2 separate regions of the Mus musculus genome follow, and region 1 is linked to region 2. Evidence: chromatin contacts called from ENCODE Hi-C data. All regions are on one chromosome and are shown on one strand. Each heading gives the region's core, a stretch centred on a gene start or an enhancer-like site at or near the end of the contact. The rest is flanking DNA. Distances are from core to core; before and after follow the strand shown.

Region 1 (5,581 bases), core at 1,576-4,075, 68 kb after region 2:
GGTATTGGAAGACAGTGCCCACATCCCTCAGGCCTTTCTCCTTTCATAGAACGCTGGAGCCCTGTTCCTCACCAGAAGGTAACCTTTGGACTAGATCCAGGCATCCTCCCTGGAACATGTCTGCAGTTTACACTGAAAATTTACATAGTGGGCACGAAGCCAACCAGGAGCATGGAGGAACAGACTCCATTTCATGTCGTGTGTGGATCTTGCTCTGGGTGACAGCCAAGTTAAGGAAATACCAACTCTGGTTACAATGATTTAGCTGAATGAAGACAGGTGTGGAAATGATGAGCATACTAAGGAAATACAATGATGCCCCTTAAAATGGCATGAGGCCCTAGCCCTAGCAGAAGAGCTGTTGGCTGCTGATGGCTTCTGCAAGAAAGGGTGGTTTCCCATGCACCAATGTATAATCTCACTGCTATGCACACATGGACGGCACAAATGGACCCCAGGTTTTTGTTATTTTGTTTTGCTTTGTCTTTTGGTATTAAAGAAGAGAGGGAGATAGACTCTGGAGAGATTGAGGGAGTGGAGTGAAGTCGGATGTGATTAAATACATTGTATATGGTATTTATCTATGAAGGTTTCAAAGACTTTTTAAAGGCTATCTTTCCAACATTTCAACTAAGCAAAACAGAACATAAAAGAGACTCTTTAGGGACAAATGGGAAGAACAAAGGCAACTTAGAAAAGGGAGCCTTAAGTCCCTTAAGTTCTCCTGGCATGAATTTCTCACGGACCCATTCAAGAGTACCTAATTCAACGTGGTTGAAGTTGGAGCGTTCTAACCTGGAAAACAAAGTAGTGTGCCTGGGGAACACGAACTTCGCACTTGTCTCCCTAGACTAATGGCACTATAAATAGGCCATCACCTGCTCCTCTCCGTTTAGGAAGGAACCAGCCAGAAGGATTTGAATTACTCACAAACAGAAACACTTAGGAGGAACACGTTTCCAAAGGACAACTGTGATGTTTTCTTGCCAGCAATGTGAAAGTGAGGTGAGGTCTTTAAAGACTGTTGGCCCCGCCCGTGATCCCGCCCCCCTTCCCCAAATCTCTCTTTAAGTTCTTTTTGGTCTTATAAGTAGGGACAAGCAAGTGCGGCAGGGGTGGGGCTGTCGTCTTCTCACACCTAGGCTACCAGGATCAAAGGAGCTCCCTGCTTGGCCTGCTACTGGAGAGGGCCAGTGACGTCATAGTCTGCCACGTTGGATTATCTTTCCTTACCTCATGGAACTCAATCAGAAAACAGGACCCACGCTCGTGGGGGACATTTAAAAAATTGTACCGTGACTGAAACTTTTTCCTCCCGATTCATAATGTGAGCGCCATATGGTTCGGATATATAAAACGAATTGTCAAATACCTAACAGAGTTTCTGTGTCCTTGAGGCAGCGTGAGCTGAATCTGCTTGAGACTGGTGAAAACAGGCATGTCTTTACATTCTAAGCTCTGGGAACACCGTTCAGCAGAAACATCCCGCATTATCCTCTAACCACACAACTCACGAGCTGATCCAGGCCTCGGACAAGACAGTCTGCACAGGCAAATCATGGTCAGGGGGAAAAGTTTGAACCACACTGAAGAGAAGGGAGCGCTAAGAGGAAGTTACCGCCATCTACAGATTTCCTTACAGGGCTCCAGGGAGCCAGCCTGAGATTCCTGACTGAAAATTATGAACCAGAAAAACTGACATCAGCTATTGAGCTGCGTTAATGCTTCTAGCCGTGAAAACATGCTTTAACCATCAGCAGGGAACCATGATCGAGTCCTGCACTTCTCTAAAAAGGGGAAAGCAGCGAGGGTCCCTTCCATTTTTAGCTCACTTATAGTCTCTGGAGATGAGGCTTGGGCATCTGCTCAACACTCCATCACTTTCTCTCTACATGGCTAAACACGAAAAGATTCAAAAGCCAAGATGCACAACATTATCTGGTTTTCATTTTCGCTGTCATGAACTGCTTTCCCAAAGCACCTTGTTTTTTAAGAGTTAAATGATGCCCAGACCAAACTCAGAGAGGAGAGCCGGGGGCGTTCCGCGGACAGGGATGGGAGGCAGCTAGCGCGCCAAGGAAGCCTGAGGACTGCCTCTGCTGCGGGCAGCGGCGCCGGGAGAAAGCGCAGAGTTGGCCACGGGGCGCAGAGATGCTGAACCCACACGCCCTGCCCGTCCACCTGGAGCAAGCCCTGGCAACTTTATTTTGGGCAAAGCCTTCCAAGGAAACTTTTCCTCTGTCCACAGCTCTCGCCCTAGCCAGGCCGGCCTCGGGCAGGGCACAGGGGTGAGGAGCAGCCTGGGGCGGGACACGGTCGCCTGCGCGGTCCCCTCGGAGCCACGGGGAGGCCACTCACCAGCCCGAGCGCGAAGAAGACGGCGAGCAGGGCGAGGCAGGCGCCCATGACGATGAGCAGCAGGAAGACGATGAGAGGGTGCTGCTGGCTCATGCAGTAGTAGGACTCGTAGAGCCAGTCCCGGGACCGCTGCAGCCCCTCGCCGCCGCCCGCCGCCGCTGCTGCCGCCGCCTCGGCGCGGTCCCGCAGGTAGCGGCGCCGCCGCATCGCCTCCTGCCACATCGGGGCGGCTCGCGGGGCGCCCGCTGTGCGCGCCCTGCCCGGGCAGCGCCGCTCTGTGGTCACCTACCGCCTGCCGCCCCCGCGCTTCGCGACCCGCCGGCTGCCCGCCCGGAGCTGTGCTCAGGGGCCTCGGGCGCGGGCGGAGCTCGGAGCCCCGGGCTGGGCGCGCTGACGCGCGGGCGGGGGCCGGGGGCGGCCTCAGGGCAGCTCCCGGGCGCCGCCGCCGCCACCACCGCTCGCGAGGGCGGGAGCCACCCGGCCCCTCGGCCCGCCTCGCCCCACCCCGCGCGCAGCGCACCGGCCTCCGCGCAGGGGCGGCGCCGGCCCGCGCCCACCACCGCCCCCCGACGGCCAGGCTGGGCTCCAGAGAAAGCTTCAGACCGAGTCCTTGCCCTCCAGCCTGTCGCAGGCTGCACAGTGGGGCGCCTCCTCCTCTCGCTTTTGGACTCCAGCCAGGCAGATTGGGGCTTCAGCCTTGTTCTCCACTACAGCAGAGAACAGCCTGAGGGCTACTGTTGGGCTCCTGGAGTCTCCCACCTGACTGCCAGAGTCCCCACTGCCTCTCCATGATCTCACAAGGCAGCAGTGTAAAAGGCTGCCATGCTTTAATACCCCCCAGCCTGGAGAGGGGGTCCCATATCCCTGACCACCCCTCTTTAGTATGCCTACTTAGCAAAATGTGGCTTCTTTCTCACTTTCTCTATTGTAATTTGACTCCCAGTACAGAGCAGGAGTTAGGACCCTCCAGGACTTGTGGGAGTCCTTTTGAAAGAATGGCCCCCACGAACTCAATTACACAGTGACTGGAGACACCTGTGGTCCTCAGGCAGCGGGCCTCTCCTTTTCTCTGCCTTTGCTCTCCGCGCCTTAGAAGTACCCTATGGACCTCTGTGTTTGGCATCGCAGATCTCCCCAGAACCCTTTCAGTCAGACAGGGATGGCACAGAAGTTGGAGCAAGGAATGAGAATCATCCTCTGTGGGCAAGGTTGGCTTGGGAATCACTCATCCCATGCCGCTTGACACTCTCGGGGACCAAATGCACGAAGCATGACAGACCTAGCTAGATCCTCGTGGACAGGCTGGGCAGGCATTTCGTGGTTGTGACCTCAACCTTTGTTCTTTCTAGATGACAGGACTAACCACTGACCTTCAAAAGACTGCTTCTAGAAGGTTCCTATTTTCCTGTCCTTCCATCCAAAGAACCCACAAGCCATTTTTCTCCCCCAAATCATTTTCTAAGGAGTCCAAAACACAACACCGCCTCAAGAGCTATTCCACATTCTCTGTCAGCCCGGAACTGCCTTAGACCTTTGCATGTTCCCTGACAGCAGCCTGCCTACCTGAGTTGCAAGCCAGCCAGCATGAACAGGTAAGCTGAATAACTGTGTGACTCTCAAATGCTGGACCTAGGCCATGCACAGAGTCTCAGACCCAGGGATTTCCAGGGATTTTATTTTTGGACCCAGAGAGTGAAGACACAGCTGTGTTCTCAACCTCGATAGAGGGCAAGGATGGAGTTAATGGGAGAGTTGACTTGAAATCCAGGACATCCCAGCTTTCCTCACCCAGTCCTGGAGGAAATCACGATGGATCCCTAATAGTGAAACCAAGCTTGTCATGGAGCCTCCCTGCCCTGCTTGACCTCTGATAAACAAAACCTCACCCTTTACCAGACATTTCTATGGAGCCTCAACTTCTCCTGCAGGCTCAAACCCTCTGATTGACTGGGCCCTTTCTTCTGAACCAGCAACCATAAATTTTAAGGTTGTATAGGTGTTTAGACATCCCGAAAGCAAGCCTCAACAACAAATAGCACTAATGAATAGAACTTATAAATAGCCAGGGCTGATCCACTCGCAGGAAACATGGCTAAGTAGGCTGTGCAGATTCTATGTGCAGGACTGTCTAGGTTAGGCAGAATTGTGCATTTCCAGTCCCTCCCTGCTAGGGAAGTTCTGTTACTCACCTCCTCTCCAGCTCCCATTTCCTCACTGCTAGCACTAAGAAGCATTCTCCTTCACCCACACGAGAAGGAAGAAAAGACAATCAGTGATCTAAGTATAAAGGGTGGGGAAGTGTAAGACCTATGAGGGAACAGCAATGCTTAAGTACTTTCTTTTCTCTAGCAGAAAAGAAAAATGTATTTTAACATCCGTTGTCCATCCATGACATATGTGGTAAGAAACTGCAGCTCAAGAGATTTTGTTAAAGTAATCTTAAAATATTTTGTAAAAGTGAAATAAAGACAAAAATCTAACTGGAAAGACCCTGCATGTGCCTTTAGGGGGTGTTTAGTGTCCCACTCTTCCATTTAATTAAACAAATATTTATTTTGTGCCTACCATACATGCACTAAATGCTGATGGGGGGGGGGAGTATAGACAGCCTGGGGCCATTGGAGGTGTTCCCTGTGTCCTTAGAAAGACAGAGACCCATGGAAGCAACCAGGAATAAAACCCAGTGTTCCTCTCTGCTTTGCTCTCCCTCTCCCTCAATGGAGTCACCACACACCAGTCTTTGGAAGGAAGCACCATGGCAGTTAAGGTGGTGTCTGCCTCCTCTGTGGTCGCATCAGGACTTGTTGTTCTGTTTCGTTTGGGGTGTTTATTTTTTATGAGAGCCTCTGTCAATGTTTCACATGCAATACTAAAAAGAAAAAAAGTGAACTATTTAAAATGATTGTTATTCTGTCAGTGTTTTGGTATCCATGGGACCAAGAATCTTTTACAAAGTTTGCAACAGTTCTTATTTTTGAAAGGGAGGCAAAAGAAGAGGAAAGATAACCCCTAAGCGGTGTGAGACAAAATGAGAAATAACCTTTAGTAGAAAGCCAAGACATGAAATATAGGCTTGTGACAATAAAGGGACCCTAAGGAGTCCTCTAGCTCATCTCTGCGCCTTCAGGTGTCAGCACTGCTGCAAAGCAGTAAGGCATATGGAGCAAGGGGGCTTGCCCATAAATGTACCCTGCATCAATTTGTGACAAAATGCACAAAGAAA
Region 2 (5,376 bases), core at 2,294-4,793:
AGACCATCCCCCAAAACCTTTGACATCAGAAGAGAGGATGTAGCCGGGCATGGCAGCATATGCCTTTAATCCCAGCCAGCACTTGGGAGGCAGAGGCAGGTGGATTTCTGAGTTCAAGGCCAGCCTGGTCTAAAGAGTGAGTTCCAGAACAGCCAGGGCTACACAGAGAAACCCTGTCTTGAAAGAGAGAGAGAAAGAGAGAGAGAGAGAGAGAGAGAGAGAGAGAGAGAGAGAGAGAGAGAGAGAGAGAGAGAGAGAGAGAGAGAAAGAGAGAGAGAGAGAGAGAGAGAGAGAGAGAGAGAGAGAGAGAGAGAGAGAAAGAGAGAAAGAAAGAAAGAAAGAAAGAAAGAAAGAAAGAAAGAAAGAAAGAAAGAAAGAAAGAAAGAAAGAAAGAAAGAAAGAAAGAAAGAAAGAAAGAAAGAAAGAAAAAGAAAGAGAGAGAGATGTATTGAGACAGGAGGCCCTGCGCTGAATGGCTGCTGCTCCTGATTCTATGCTCAGGTTGCCCAGGGAAAACATGGGTCAGAGACTGTGCAAAGTGGCTGCCACCAGTGAAAGAGGACTTCCATAGGCTTTTAACAACTACACACGAGTCCTGTGAGGATTCTGTGAAGATCAGTGCCACAAATGGAGAACTATGGAAAGTTTGCTCCCAAGCAGAAATGCAAAGAAGCCAAATTGTGTTCATGCCATAGACAGGAAGTGGTTAAACGTGTGCAAGGCCACAGACAGGAAGTGGTGGAACATGTGCAAGGCCACAGACAGGAAGTGGTGGAACGTGCGCATGGCCAGACAGGAAGTGCTGAAATCGGCCCAGTCTTCTTTCCGGACTGGGAAGGAGGAGTCAGTTTTCTCCATTTTTATGAAAATTCAGAGATTTTGAAGAGGTGGAGTCTGGCTATTCAACCCAAATCATAAAATTTATCTTACTAAGCAAATGAGTGGGTTTTAAACAATGATTTTTAAACAAGTTATTTTTATTCTTTTGGAATTTCAAGCACATATTCAAAGATATACAGTAACAAACACATACATTTTCCCTGTCTAGATTCCCCAAGATTTCTCATCCTTCTCTTATGTTGGTTGGTTAGGGGAAGAAGCTAATTGGTTTTGTCTTTAAAAAAAACTATTTTAGATTACAGAATAATTCTATCATTCTCTCTTTCCAACCTTTAAGTCCTCCTATATATCCCTTCTTATTATCTTTCAGATACATGGATTTTTTTTCATTAACTGTCTGTATAGTGTTCCTAGTGCATATATATATATATATATATACACACACACACACATCACATACATACATACACTGACCATTTGGGGGCTGACCATTTGTTACTGGATAACCAGTTGGTGTGCTCTTTCCTGGGGAAGGCTATTTCTCCTACTCCAGGCATTCCTTAGTTGCTTAGTTCTTTTGGATAGAGCTTTCTCTGAGAAGCTCATTCATCACAGAAGGTCATGGTGAACCTTTCTGGAGCTTCAGTCACAGGTTTGGCCGCCAGATAAATTTAGGGGGCAGAGTGAGAGCTTGGTTCCCTCCAAGAATCTTTGTGTTAAAGGCAATACCTGAAAAGGACAGCTAAGGTTTGAATGATAAATGTTCCCTGCAAACTCATCTTTGAACACTTGGTCTCGAGATGCAGTATTGTTAGGGAAGGTTGTTGAAACTCTGGGATGTAGGATAGGGCTGGTGATGGCTCACCATTAGGGTTGGGCTTCCTACCTTCATTCTCTGGTTCTTATCTGCCATCCAATGTGACAAATGGCCTCATGCTGCCACAAGCCTTCAAGCCTGTGCTGTCATGTCTTTCTGGGCCGTGATGGGAGTTACACTGGAATTACGAGCCAAGTGAACCCTCCTCTCTCAGGTAGCTTCTTTAAGTGTTGTGGCAGTGAGAACGGGGCCTCCACAAGGTCTTTGTGGCCCTGGGTGAACAGATGCCAGGACTCCTGGCTTCTTAGTAGGAGGCTTGAGAAGAAAAATCCCTCGGGTGGGGGTTGAGGGCAGGCCTTACTGAAACTTCACTTTCAATATTATACTCCTCTGGTATACTGCAGAAAATCCTTCCAAAAATCTTCACAACAGTGAGGTTTTTAAACAGGTTGGACTCAAAGCATGGAGAACGGAAGGAGAAACACAGTGGGGGCAGAAATTCCAGAGGCAAGCTGAGCTGGAAAACACATGGCCATAATCAGGGGGTGGGGAAACAAAGCATTCCCACAGGACAGTGGGAGGCACAGAGCAACCCAATGTCACTTATACACCTTATAGAAATCCTGGCAGAGCCACCTACAGACTAGCTTATTAATATCCCAATGTTGTTTTCAGGAGAGACTAAAATTCTAAAACGCTTTTTAAATGATGTGTTTTGTATACACAAGTTTTCACCCACACCACTTACAGTTTTCCAATAAAAGCCTATCTAAATAAACAGTTTAAATTCGTTACACGGGGCTGCATATTTCAGTTCTGAAATCAAAGATGGGAATCAATTTGAATTATGACTGAAATCACCATTTAGAAAATGGTCTCATACTGGATGGGTTGTTCTCAGAGGCAGAATAAGCTCTGCCCCATCCCAGGACCGCGACTCCAGGCCAGTCATGTCCCCTGTCTCACTGCAGGACCACGACTCCAGGCCAGTCATGTCCCCTGTCTCACTGCAGGACCACGACTCCAGGCCAGTCATGTCCCCTGTCTCACTGCAGGACCGCGACTCCAGGCCAGTCATGTCCCCTGTCTCACTGCAGGACCGCGACTCCAGGCCAGTCATGTCCCCTGTCTCACTGCAGGACCACGACTCCAGGCCAGTCATGTCCCTTGTCTCACTGCAGAACTGGAAACAAAGATTTTGTCTTCCGAGGGAAACAAAGGCTCTGACTTGCTATTTAGAGGCCGTGTTCAGGGAAAGGACAACCCCCAACCCCCGCGCCCCATGTGTCTCATTATCGTCTACAAAAGACGATACCTAACGGGGAGACCCCATCAGGATCTGAGCAGAAAAAGAGGAGGTTTCCATTCTAAAAGGGTAGGCTTCCTTTAAACAATCGCTCAGCAAAGACTTGGTTTGTGCAACACTAATGAGACCATGGAAGGAACAGGCACATTGATGGTGTCAAGCATAGGGCCCTGAATGCCCTTCTTCATGCCTGTGTGTGGTGGTCTGACTGTGAAGGGGTCATTCCAGAGACAGCTTCTCTGAGAACATGGCAGGGTGAGAGGTAAGGCTCAGAATCGCTGATGCAGAGAAGCCAGAGCCCCATGGCGTCAAACCCTGTATGTTGGAGAAAGAAGCCTAGCGATGAGCGAGCAAGGTCACGTGGGTAGATGCTCTTTCTTTTTGGAACCGCAGCCTCAATGCACGCTGCTTTCATACCAGGGCCCGTATCCAGGATGTCATCCATATCACCCCAGAGCATCCTGCGGAGCAGAACTTATTTTGCCCCCATACACTAAACACTCCAGAATTACCTATAAAAAGCCTGTGCCCACGGCCCATGCCAACTTCTGTGTCCTAGTTCCCAGCAACATGCCATCTTGCATACCATGAGGCCAAACTATTCTCTTCAAAGAACTTAACCCTCCCCAAGCAGCCCTCCCCTCCATAGGAACGCAGCTTTAGTGTGGCACGCCCCTCTTCGGACCCCACGCCACTCAGTATTGTCTCTTTCTCTCAAGTCACATCTAACATCTACATTGTCAAGTAGGTTTGTTACAGGGTTAATATATACTCTAAGACTTTTTTAATATAAAATTTCTTTCCCATGTTGGAACGCGCAAAGAAGGATCAGTGTTGCACCGAGGCAAGACTGAGCGTGGTTCTGCAGGCCTGCTTCCCCCATCTTCACAAAAACCGAGGTCTGTTCCCACAGTAACAATCTGACTGGAGGTGTGAGAGACATTTGGAATTGCTCACATGGCTGCCAGCTGCTGCAAAAGAGGGTGCTGCCCTTCCCCAAATATTGTCTGAAACTCTTGGCTTTTTCCATAGAGCTTCCCACCCCCACCCTCCCACCTCCCAACCCCCCCCCCCCCCCGCCAAACTTCTCTTACAGTTCTTTTTAAAAATATCATTGGAAAACTACACAGAGAGTTTATAAAACAAGTCCCGGGGATACATCAGAGAACTCAGACAAGCATGTGTGCTCAGTCATGGATCACTTAGTGATGGGAAAAGTTCTGAGAAATGTCCTGCGACCATGTATGCCAAACTAGACATACATGGTCATCACAGAGCATGGTCTGAGGATTTGTCCCAGGGGCCAGTGAACAGGAGACAAACTGGGCTGCTGTTTGAGTAAAACCACATTGATTTCCCCATACTTTATTAATGGGGATTGACTTTAAATGACAGAAACATACAGCTTAGGAAGTGCATAACCTAGTAATAGTCATTTCTTTTTACTGTTAAGTGGGAGGTACTGCTAAAATTACTGTGTTTTTATAGGGCAATCAGCCTTGTAGGTCTGCTAACACCAGCAGCCCGAGAAACATGTGAAACATGTGACTACCACATGTGTTAGGATCAGTGCACAGGACAGATTCTTTGCTATATTGTAATCTTATGCAACCACTGCCAGATGCAGGGTCTATTGTTGACTGAAACATTGTTCCACAGCACAGGGCAATGTGTAGATGTGTTTATTTATGCTAAGTTTTGTAGAATATATATCAATATGAATGTGTATATTCATATATATGTTTATTCATATTAATATAAAGTTAGACATTTTAGAATTAAACAAATTAATATAGTCCCGTGTCAAGAGATAAAATCCGAGCATGTTCACTTTCATAGAGAAAATAGTACCTAGTAACTCAAAATTTCACTTACTTAGTGTATTGTTAATAAAAAAAAATCATGTATTTTCTGGTATTTCTACATTTAGAACATTCATTATATGGGCCCTCTGATAGGTTACCCAATCTCTTGTGGTCAGCGCTAAACACATACACATATAAGAAACACTAATTAGCTCTGTAGGTATATACATATGTGTGTGTATACATATACATATATTTACGCACATATATATCAACAATAATTAAAGAAGAAGTCATGAAAGAGTGGTAGGACAAAGGAGTTGGGTTAAGAGGGTGGAATAGAAATGCTATAAATATGGTACTCATGTATAAAATTATAAAACATAATATAAGAACATTAATGACATAACTTCCTTAACAAATAAGAATGTTTCATTTTTTTCATTCATCATTCCACGTCCATACTAATAAAGGTTTATTAAGGACATCACAAGTGATTAAGATAAAAAGAGTGCCATCAATCTCTCTGACAACCATACCCAACAACTCTCCTGTTGTCACTGGGACATTTACCTTGCTGCCTCTTTCCTATTGTGAGCAGAATGGAG

The links. Hi-C counts contacts between places; a loop is a spot of excess contacts on that map.
Region 1: a map of left cerebral cortex shows a loop between it and region 2 (2.4-fold over the local background). The contact joins the promoter of Adcy2 here to the enhancer-like site in region 2. A Hi-C loop is called at or near these places in 3 of 37 maps with a recorded cell type or tissue (gastrocnemius and left cerebral cortex).

What each region holds. Positions count from the first base shown.
Region 1 is chr13:68,996,716-69,002,296 of GRCm38, forward strand. Adcy2 (adenylate cyclase 2) reads right to left here and starts at 2,826. Exons shown (of 25, transcript NM_153534.2): 1 at 2,359-2,826. The coding sequence starts at 2,580. Gm35161 (a long non-coding RNA gene) reads left to right here and starts at 2,830. Exons shown (of 5, transcript XR_873632.3): 1 at 2,830-3,950.
Region 2 is chr13:68,927,926-68,933,301 of GRCm38, forward strand. All of the region lies in intron 2 of Adcy2 (adenylate cyclase 2), which reads right to left. Among named protein-coding and RNA genes, the nearest start is that of Adcy2, 69 kb to the right of the region's middle. Within about 2 kb of position 3,544, at least 1 of the 3 ENCODE cell types and tissues checked has a DNase peak (open chromatin) inside an H3K27ac peak, as active enhancers do; it is left cerebral cortex, where a contact is called at or near this core.